Regions from separate parts of the Homo sapiens genome. Here region 1 is linked to region 2. A link is an interaction called in ENCODE POLR2A ChIA-PET data of the cell type or tissue named here. Cell type or tissue: A673. All regions are shown on one strand. Each heading gives the region's core, and the rest is flanking DNA. Links, peaks and the distances in the headings are about the cores only.

What was found. Peaks named below come from ENCODE experiments on the same cell type or tissue, not always from the same donor. Only the 100,000 strongest peaks of a DNase experiment are listed, where the experiment ranks them.
Region 1: POLR2A ChIA-PET joins it to region 2 with 8 read pairs; 2 of 35 experiments call an interaction of 5 or more read pairs at or near these places.

What each region holds. Positions count from the first base shown.
Region 1 is chr10:102,935,821-102,941,198 of GRCh38, reverse strand. The region is part of intron 1 of CNNM2 (cyclin and CBS domain divalent metal cation transport mediator 2); the gene reads right to left. Among named protein-coding and RNA genes, the nearest start is that of CNNM2, 20 kb to the right of the region's middle. In A673, for the core only: no CTCF peak of the experiment used is centred there; no DNase peak of the experiment used is centred there.
Region 2 is chr10:103,228,559-103,233,936 of GRCh38, reverse strand. No RefSeq gene overlaps it. Among named protein-coding and RNA genes, the nearest start is that of RPEL1, 15 kb to the left of the region's middle. RefSeq lists enhancers at 1,104-2,101, 2,102-3,099. In A673, for the core only: no CTCF peak of the experiment used is centred there; a DNase peak (open chromatin) is centred at 2,506.

The sequences.
Region 1 (5,378 bases), core at 131-5,130, 290 kb after region 2:
AGTTATGTTTAAGGAAGATCAGCCTGGCAGAGGTATGCTTGATGAAACAGACAATAAAGAAAGCCATCTTGGAAGTTTAATGATAATCAAAATAGACTGATTCATGCATTAATTTAAAATGTATTTCTAGGCTGGGCGCAATGGCTCACACATTCTGTATCACCCAGATACAGAATGGAAAAGAGTACAAATTCATATGTAATCCCAACCCTTTGGGAGGCCAAGGCAGGTGGATCACTTGAGGTCAGGAGTTTGTGACCAGCCTGGACAACATAGTGTGAAACCCCATCTCTACTAAAAATATAAAAATTTGGCCAGGCGTGATGGCAGGCACCTGTAATCCCAACTACCTGGGAGGCTGAGGCAGGAAAATCACTTGAACCCTGGAGGTGGAGGTTTCAGTGAGCCAAGATAGTGCCACTGCACTCCAGCCTGGGTGACAGAACGAGACTCCATCTCAAAAAAATAATAATAAAATAAGGACCAGGCGCGGTGGCTCACACCTGTAATCCCAGCACTTTAGGAGGCCAAGGAGGGCGGATCACGAGGTCAGGAGATCAAGACCATCCTGGCTAACACGGTGAAACCCTGTCTCTACTAAAAATACAAAAAATTAGCCAGGCATGGTGGCAGGCACCTGTAGTCCCAGCTACTTGGGAGGCTGAGACAGGAGAATGGTGTGAACCCGGGAGGCGGAGCTTGCAGTGAGCCGAGATTGCGCCAGTGCACTCCAGCCTGGGTGACAGAGTGAGACTCCATCTCAAAAAATAAATAAATAAAATAAAATAAAACAAAATGTATTTCTGGAGCACCCAAAACATAATAAGCACAAATAAGAGGGGCTAAGGGCTGGCACTGTAGCAGTGGGAATGGAGAGAAAACAAAAAGTAAAAGATGCGTTTTCAAAACAGATCAATTATGTTTGATAACAATATACAGAGGGGAGGCCAGGCGCAGTGGCTCACACCTGTAATCCCAACACCTTGGAAGGCCAAGGCAGGCAGATCACTTGAGGTCAGGAGTTTGAGACCAGCCTGGCCAACATGGTAAAACCCCACATCTACTAAAAATAAAAATTTTTAAAAAAGAAGATACAGAATGGAAAAGAGTATAAATTCATATGTACTTCAAGTTACCTGAGAGCAGGAAATCTGTCTAATTCCTCTTTGGCCGTCTCCTACATGGCGGTTTTTTTTTTGTTGTTGTTGTTGTTGTTGTTTGTTTGTTTTTTGAGATGGAGACTCACCCTGTCGCCCAGGCTGGAGTGCAGTGGCGCGATCTCAGATCACTGCAGCCTCCACCTCCCGGATTCAAGCGATTCTCCTGCCTCAGCCTCCCGAGTAGCTGGGATTACAGGTGTGCGCCACGCCCAGCTGATTTTTGTATTTTTAGTAGAGACGGTGTTTCACCATGTTGGTCATGCTGATCTTGAACTCCTGACCTCAGGTGATTCGTCCATACCAAAGTGCTGGGATTACAGGCGTGAGCCACTGCGCCTGGCCGCCAGTTCTTTATTATGATGCTAAATACATGCTTATGGATTAAAGATGAGTCAAAGAAAGTCTTCTCAAGATGGAAAAAGAACATGGAAGGAGACATAAGGACAAAATCTTGGGGACTGCTCAATTAGAAATGGAAGGGAAAATCAAGAACCTAAAAAGAAAAAGGAAGCAGTCAGAGAAACAGCAGGAGCCAACCTGAAGAGTGGTCCTCACCTACAGCTAAAAACAGTAAAGGGGCCAAGCAAGAGAGGAAAGGTAACAACCAAGATGTAGATGTGGCAATAAAAGAAGTCATGGGTTGTAACTGTTTGAAACAAGATTGTAGAGGATTAAAGATGGCAAGGAAAAGGAAGTAACTAGCTATTCTTGAAGAAATCTTGCAGTAAAAAGAGAAAGGAAAAATAGACAGCTAATGATCCCCTAAGACATAGAACTCTGCCAGAAATTAGCCTCTGATCCTGCACTGAAGCTAAGTAAGCCTTAAGGAAATATTTACAACCTTCAACCTGGCTGGGATCCTCAAACAACTAGGCAGGTTGAATGAATACAGGAAAGATCCTACCTACACCATGTCTGAAAAAGGCAACAAATCTTCGAATTTGCTACTCATACCTGGTTTGGTAAGTGGCTTTGGGAGGTCACAGATAAAGTAATAACTGCTGACTTTTTGGATATTTAGGTAATGTGAGATAAATCAGCTTAAATCAACTAAGGGCCTTTGTCTGCTTGTTTATTTTAGTCTCCATAACTCCTATTAGAGGCTCTCCTCAAATATTCAGAGATCTATCGCTGTCCATTCATATTTCAGAGGAAAGCATTAAAATGCTGGCTGGAAGTTCTGTGTCAACTGATGATCTTCACTCTACAGTAATCAGGTCAAAACGCTGGTATATTTTTAATATCAAGGAACTCAGTAAAAATTAAATTTAACTGTCTAATAGGCATAGGACTATTTAAGAGCAATGCCATCTGTAAGTAAAGGAAACATCGATTTCTCTCCCTAAAATGTTTAATTTTTTTAGAAAGTTGGCTAAAGGAGTAGAGGCGTTGTCTTTTTTTTTTTTTTTTTTTTTTTTTGAGACAGGGTCTCACTCTGTCACCCAGGCAGGAGTGCAGTGGCGCAATCCCATCTAACTGCAGCCTCTACTTCCCAGGCTCAAGCAATCCCCCTACTTCAGCCTCCTGAGTAGCCAGCATGACAGGTGTGTGCCACCATGCTCAGCTAATTTTTTCTTTTTTTTTTTCCATTTTTTGAGACAGAGCGTTGCTCTGTCACCCAGGCTGGAGTGCAGTGGCACAATCTTGGCTCACTGCAAGCGCCGCCTCCTGGGTTCAAGCAATTCCCCTGCCTCAGCCTCTCGAGTAGCTGGGATTACAGGTGCCCACCACCATGCCCAGCTAATTTTTGTATTTTTTTTTTTTTAGAAGAGATGGGGTTTCACCATGTTGGCCAGGCTGGTCTCGAACTCCTGATCTTGAGCAATCCACCTGCCTCGGCCTCCCAGAGTGCTGGGATTACAGGTACGTGCCACCGCACCCGGCCTAATTTTTTAATTTTTTTGTAGAGATGAGGTCTCACTATGTTGCCCAGGCTGGTCTCAAACTCCTGGGCTCAAGCCATCCTCCCAACTGGGCCTCCCAAAGTGCTTGGATTATAGGCGTGAGTCACTGCGCCCCACACATTGTCATTATTTTATGTCATTTTAACAGACTTTAGTAAAGGCACCTAAATGATAGCTAACTTATCCTATAGTTAAATTAAACGTTTCTGGGGTTGGGTGCAGTGGCTCATGCCTATACTCCCAACACTTTGGGAAGCCAAGGTGGGAGGATTGTTTGAGCCCAATAGTTTGAGACCAGCCTGGGCAACATAGGGAGAGCCTGTCTCTACCAAAAAAAGAAAAAAAAAAGGTTTCTGTATACATCCAGAAAAAGAACGAAAGAAAATCACATCTGTTTATCTGTCTGAGAATATGTACGTTTTAGGAGTATAATCAAACCAAATATTTGATCTTGTCTTGATCAAAGCTAAAAGGTCTTTTTATTTTAGCAAAATGTGTAAGATATACATTTTGTAGGCTTAATAGTCTGGAAACTATTAACTGAGCTTCAAGCACAGGTGGTTCAGAACACTCCTTTTATCTTTTTGTCTCCTTTTAATAATCAAGACTAGATTTACAGTGATTATTTATTTAGACAAAAGGAAGCACCAGTTTCCAAAACCATCATGTCCCCAAATAAGAGGTATCTTGGGATTATAGCTTTATGTTAAAAGTACAGATCTAGTTGGAACTCAACTACTTAACAAAACATTTTTTTTTTTTTGAGATGGGGTCTCGCTATTTTGCCCAGGCTGGGCTTGAACTTGCTATCTTCCTACCTCAGCCTCAAGAGTAGCTGGGATCATGGGGCACATGCCACCCTGCTGGCTTTCACCAAACTTTTATTTAATCAGGGCTATCATGTAAGTATAAAAAAGTTTCATTCCAGGCAGACTACATACAAATCTAAACAAACTGGATTTTTGTCACCTATTAACATGTTTTGAAAACAAATGTAACCCAAAAGCCTAAATTCCCTTATTTCTCACACAAAATGAATCTTACTAAGATGTCACGTGTGTACTCACACACATTACGGGCTTTAAAATACTACTCATCTTTCACCCCAAACAGTAAGAATCACAATGAGGAGGAAAAAATGGCATAAATGACAGCACAGCTGCACTATAGATAAAATATTCCACATTCTCCAAGAAAAAATACCTGTGAGTTTCATCTAAATACATTTCAATTCTGTACCTCAATGAGTGGTTCAGGTTACAAAACTTGCACTTTATTTTGATGGATTTGGTTTCCCCCAAACATTACAAAATACATGCTTTAAACAGAAAAACTTGGAGCAACACAGAAAAACATACTTCCTCCCCTAAACCCACCACATCAAAAGATAGTCACTGTTGGTTAATATTTTGGTAAATGTTCTTCTAGTTGTTGCAGGTTAATGTATGTATATATGAACAAGCAAATAAAAACATAAAAGAGCAAAACTAAGCAGAAGATGGTCCACAAAATATGATTAAAAGAGTATTTTAGCCAATTGACTTGTTTCCAGCAGAATCTCACCCCTCTCCACACCCAATCTCCCCCACCCCCATTGCACCAAAAAAAAAAAAAAAAGCAAAGAGTTTCATTTTGTCTCTTCTGTTTACCTGGAACCCCAAACCCTCAAGGATCAGACTGATGATAGCAAGATGAAAAGCAATGACTAAAAGGTAGGGTTTTTTCTCTGCTTAGTTATCAACTCTACAGAGATGAAATTATTCCTGCCAAACCTTACATCAAGGAGGTACACTAGTGACTAAAGGAAATAATCTTGAAAGAGATAAGAAAGCATGCTATCTTGTTCTAGTTGTTTTTAGTTTTAATTTTACCTCTGAAGACCTGCTCAAATATTTCCATCTCTTGAATGATTCTGAGGACTGTCTAAACCCAAACGCCACTCCGCAGAGGCTCCGAGTTGAGTCAGCACATTGTTTCTATGATTGCAGATGGGCAAATGGAAAAACTGAGGCTTTGCACACTCCCATAAAGATCAGATGATGCCCTCAATCTGTCTTTGCTAGCATGGGAAAACATTCTCCCTCTCAGATTACCAGCCCCCTACCCCCACAGCACCAAAAAAAAAACCAAAAAAACAAACAAAAAAAAACACCATAGAGTTTCATTTTGTCTCTTCTGGTCACCTGGAACCCAAAAACCTCAAGGATTATAGTGCTAGGCCGGGCGTGGCATTTCATATCGTAATCCCAACACTTTAGGAGTCCAAGGTGGAAGGACTGCTTGAGGCCAGGAGTTAAAGACCAGCCTGGGCAAC
Region 2 (5,378 bases), core at 254-5,253:
GGCATGCGCCACCACGCCTGTCTAATTTTTGTATTTTTAGTAGAGATGGGTTTTCGCCGTGTTGGCCAGGCTGGTCTAGAACTCCTGAGCTCAGGTGATTCACCTGCCCCAGCCTCCCAAAGTGCTGGGATCATAGGTGTGAGGCACCGCACCTGGCCGACATTGCCCATTTTTAAATTGGGCTGTTCGGTTTTTTTTTTATTTTTGTAGGGGTCCTCTATGTATTCTGGATATTAGCCCTTATCAGATATATGATTTGCAAATATTTTCTCCCATTATGTGAGTTGCCCTTTTATTCTGTTGATAGTATACTTTGATGTCCAAAAGTCCTTAAGTTTTTATATAGCCTATTTTGCCTGTTTTTTTCTGTTGTTACCTATGTTTTTGGTGTCATATCCTCCAGTAATCAATCTTTCTTTTTATTTTATTTTATTTTTTTGAGACAGGGTCTCACTCTGTTGCCCAGGCTGGAGTGCAGTGGCACGATCATGGCTCACTGCAGCTCCACCTCCCCAGGCTCAGGTGATCCTCCCACCTCAGCCTCCCTAGTAGCTAGGACTACAGGGGCATGCCACAACACCCAGCTAATTTTTGTACTTTTTGTAGAGATGGGATTTCATCATGTTGCCCCTTTTTTTTGAACTCCCAAGCTCAAGCGATCTGCCTGTCTCAACCTCCCAAAGTGCTGGCCGCAATAGGCATGAGTCACCATGCCCAACCTCCAATAATCTTTTAAATACACACTTGTATATAGTTGATCCTTTCACTGTCCTCTTTGTAATCCTGGAATGCTTCTTTCTTTTAAACTTCTTAACCTGAACGACCTGGTCTCCATACTTCCTCAGTCTCATCTCTCACTAACAAGGTAATCCGTTGTCATTCTGAATTTCCTGCACAGCTGCAAGCATTCACCTTGCTCTCCGAAGTCACCTTTCCACTTGCTAGGCCCACTTCCTCCCTACCTTGCTGTTCACTAAACTAAGTTCCACTCAACCTTTAAAGCTTCCTTCAAGTACTTCCTCCTCTGGGAGGCTTCTTTGGCTGTTCCACAAGTTAAGTGCCTTCCTTGGTAACCTTTAATTTAATTTAATTTAATTTAATTTATTTATTTATTTTTGAGACAGAGTCTTGCTCTGTCGCCCAAGCTGGAGTGCAGTGGTGCAATGTTGGCTCACTGCAACCTCCGCCTCCCGGGTTCAAACAATTCTCTGCCTCAGCCTCCCGAGTGGCTGGGATTACAGCTACCCGCCACCATGCCTGGCTAATTTTTGTATTTTTAGTAGAGATGGGGTTTCACCATCTTGGCCAGGCTGGTCTTGAACTCCTGACTTTGTGATCCACCTGCCTCGGCCTCCCAAAGTGTTGGGTTTACACCCAGCCAACCTTTAATTTTATGGTAACCCTTATCAGATTGTGTTTTAATTGTTGGCTCACCGGCTTCCTGTCCCTCCCACTAGACTCTACATTCCTTAAGGGCAGGGTTACTATTCCTATCTTGTCATCTGCATGCTGCTCAAACAATTGAACTCGATCTCTGCCACTATTTAGTTGCTTTGACATTCAGCAAACTAGTCAAACTCTCTGGGCCTCAGTTTTCTCATAGGATCATTGTGAAAATTAATTAAGATTGTGTTTGTAAAGTGCTTAGTGCTTACTCTGGATCAGAGTAAAATGCCCAACAAAAATTAGCCATTGCTTCCATCAGCTTGTTGAATTGAGATCTCAAACTCTAATCAGCTGTATGACTTTAGACAAAAATCTTAAGTTCCTAAGGCCTGTTTTTCCTTCTCCCTGGATCACCTAGAGTCGTGATTCCCAAAGTAGGCTACACTTTGTAATCACCTGGGGAGCTTTAAGAATGCTAATATTGGCCAGACGCGGTGGCTCTCACCTGTAATCCCAGCACTTTGGGAGGTTGAGGCAGGTGGATTATGAGGTCAACAGATCGAGACCATCCTGGTCAACAATGGTGAAACCCCGTCTCTACTAAAAATACAAAAATTAGCTTGGTGTGGTGGCTCATGACTATAATCCCAGCACTTTGGGAGGACAAGGCAAGCGGATCACAAAGTCAGGAGTTTGAGACCAGCCTGACCAATATAGTGAAACGAAAATACAAAAATACAAAAACTACGAAAAATACAAAAAATTATCCGAGTATGGTGGTGGGCGCCTGTAGTCCCAGCTACTTGGGAGGCTGAGGCAGGGGAATTGGTTGAACCCAGAGGTGGAGGTTGCAGTGAGCAGAAATCGTGCCTCTGTACTCCAGCCTGGGTGACAGAGCAAGACTCTGTCTCAAAAAAAAAAAAAAAAAAAAGCTAATATCTGGGTCCCTCTGCTAAAAATTCTGACTTAATTGGTGTGAGGTACAACTTGGGCATGGGCATTTTGCAGAGGCTCCCCTGGTGATTCTAATGTTCAGCCAGAATTGAGAAACACCAATCTAAAGTTTCTTTCTAATGTAACACACTAGAAAGTTGAGCTGCAGAATTCCGTGGACGCAGGGGAATGGAATGTCTCTGGGCATTCTTCTGCTATCACCCTTTGTTAGTTTAACAGGAAGCATTATTGAACAAGCTCACTAAGCTGGAATTCCAAGAGTATTTGTGGATTCCTGAGTGTTTAAATTTAGCAGCTCACTTCATCCAGGAGAAACCTGGGGACCAGTGCTCTGAGAAAGAGAAAACAATGGTTCTTCCCTACTCTACAGCTCTAACCCAAGGCCTGGGAGTCTAGATACCCTGGAGTTCTGTATTATGGTTAAAGGAAAGGGAGGAGGAAAGAGTCCTTGGTAATCGGTATAATCCTTTTTTTTTTCCCCAAGGGACAGAGTCCTGCTCTGTCGCCCAGGCTGGAATACAGTGGTGCAATCATAGCTCACTGAAACCTTGAACTCCTCCTTCAGCCTCCTGAGCAGCTAGACCTACATATACGTGCTACCACGCCTGGCTAATCTTTTTTCTTTTTTTAATGTTTGTACCAATGGGGGTCTCACTATGTTGCCCAGGCTAGCTGGAAATCCTGGCCTCAAGTGATCCTCCCACCTTGGCCTCCCAAAGTGCTGGGATTACAGGCGTGAGCCATTGTGCCTGGCCCCTTGCTATAATCGTAGTGGGGGCACCTGGGGCCCTGACTAGAACAGGGTAGGGGCTGAGATTTACAAATATTCATTCCCTTATCACTGTACTGTGCTTTAAAACCACATTCACAGCCATTACTTGAGTCTCCGCATAATCTTGAGAAATGCAGAGCAGATATTACTGCCTCTACTTTGTGGATAAGCAAACCAAGTCTGAATGGTTAAGGGCCTTGCCAAAAGTCACAGTGCATTAACACGAAGGGTCAGCATAGAGTCCCTATATCCTGACTCTCTGTTGGGGGCAGAAAAACTCTTCACACCCAGGTAGCTCAGAGTCCTTCTTGGCTTCTTGGACTTGGAGTCAAGGTTCTAAGTGGTCCCATTAAATGCTACAGGGAATGACTAAAATACCTCTTCCTGGCCGGGCGCAGTGGCTCACGCCTGTAATCCCAGCACTTTGGGAGGCCGAGGCGGGCGGATCACGAGGTCAGGAGATAGAGACCATCCTGGCTAACATGGTGAAGCCCTGTCTCTACTAAAAATACAAAAAAAAAAAAAAAAAAAAAATTAGCCGGGCATGGTGGCAGGCGCCTGTAGTCCCAGCTACTCGGGAGGCTGAGGCAGGAGAATGGCGGGAACCCGGGAGGCGGAGCTTGCAGTGAGCCGAGATTGCGCCACTGCACTCCAGCCTGGGTGACAGAGCGAGACTCCGTGTCATAAATAAATAAATAAATACCTCTTCCTGATGCCCTGTGGTCAGCCACCTCTGAGCACAGTTGCACTCTCTGGGATCATGAGCAAAACCCTCACTTTTGCAAAGTGTGATGCTCAGACCAGCTTTGAGGCTTGGTCATTCAGGGAGGCATTTAGTTATAATGCCCAGTGTGTCCAGGAATACTCAGAAGGGCCCAGTAGTGTTGGCCAAATGCTGAGTCACAGATAGGGGTTGGCCCTTGGCCACTGGCTCAAGATGAAATAGAAAAAAAAAAAAATCAGGAAATTATCTTTTACTAAGCTAAATGTGATTAAACTCCTGTCTTATTCTGAGATTATGTTCTTTCTACTTTTTTGGTATTAAAATTACCTTTTGGATGGGCACGGTGGCTCACTCCTGTAATCCCAGCACTTTGGGAGGCTGAGGCGGGTGGATCACCTGAGGTCAGGAGTTCAAGACCAGCCTGGCCAACATGGCGAAACCCCGTCTCTACTAAAAATACAAAAATTACCTGGGCATGGTGGCAGGCGCCTATAATCCCAGCTACTTGGGAGGCTGAAACAGGAGAATCGCTTGAACCCGGGAGACAGAGATGGCAGTGAGCTGAGATGGTGCCACTGCACTCCAGCCTGGGCAACAGAGCTAGACTGCATCTCAAAAAACAAACAAACAAAAAAATTACCTTTCATGAATTAGTGCTGACAGTAGATGGCAGTTTATTTTGATGTGCTGAATGCCAGAGTTAACAGATGGCCATCCTATGTAAATCCTCAAAATTGCTTTTGAAATGTTACTGATCCAAGGAATCCCAATTCTGCTAATCAACTCCCCATTTTGGAGGACCAGGAGTAAGGCCCTATGACTCCAGGATCTTCAGGGTCGTGGGAGGCCTCACCTTGAGAGCAGCAATAGAATATTCAACACTAAAAGAATCAAAATGCCCAGAGTTGGGCCTTGCCACTCATAAGTTCATGTAGAAAGAAAAGAGCCATTGTCACATGGTTTGTGTGTGTGTGTGTGTGTGTGTGTGTGTGTGTGTGTGTTTGAGACGGAGTTTTGCTCTTGTTGCCCAGGCTGGAGTGCAGTGGTGTGATCTCAGCTCACTGCAACCTCTGCTTCCTAGGTTCAAGCGATTCTCCTGCCTCAGCCTCCTAAGTGGCTGGGATTATAGGTGCGTGCCACCACGCCTAGCTAATTTTTTGTATTTTGAGTAGAGACAGGGTTTCATCATGTTGGTCAGGCTGGTTGTGAACTCCTGACCCCAGGTGATCCACCTGCCTCGGCCTCCCAAAGTGCAGGGATTACAGGCACGAGCCACCATGCCCGGCCTTTTTGTGTATTTGTTGCTGTTTTGAAATGGAGTCCCACTCTGTCATCCAGGCTGTAGTGCAGTGGCCCAATCTCAGCTCACTGCAGCCTCTTGTCTCTTGGGTTCGATTCTCCTGCCTCAGCCCCCCAAATAGCTGGGATTACAGGCATCTGCCACCACACCTGGCTAATTTTTGTATTTTTAGTAGAGACGAGGTTTCACCATGTTGGCCAGGCTAGTCTCGAAGCTCTGACCTCAAGTGATCCGCCCTCCTC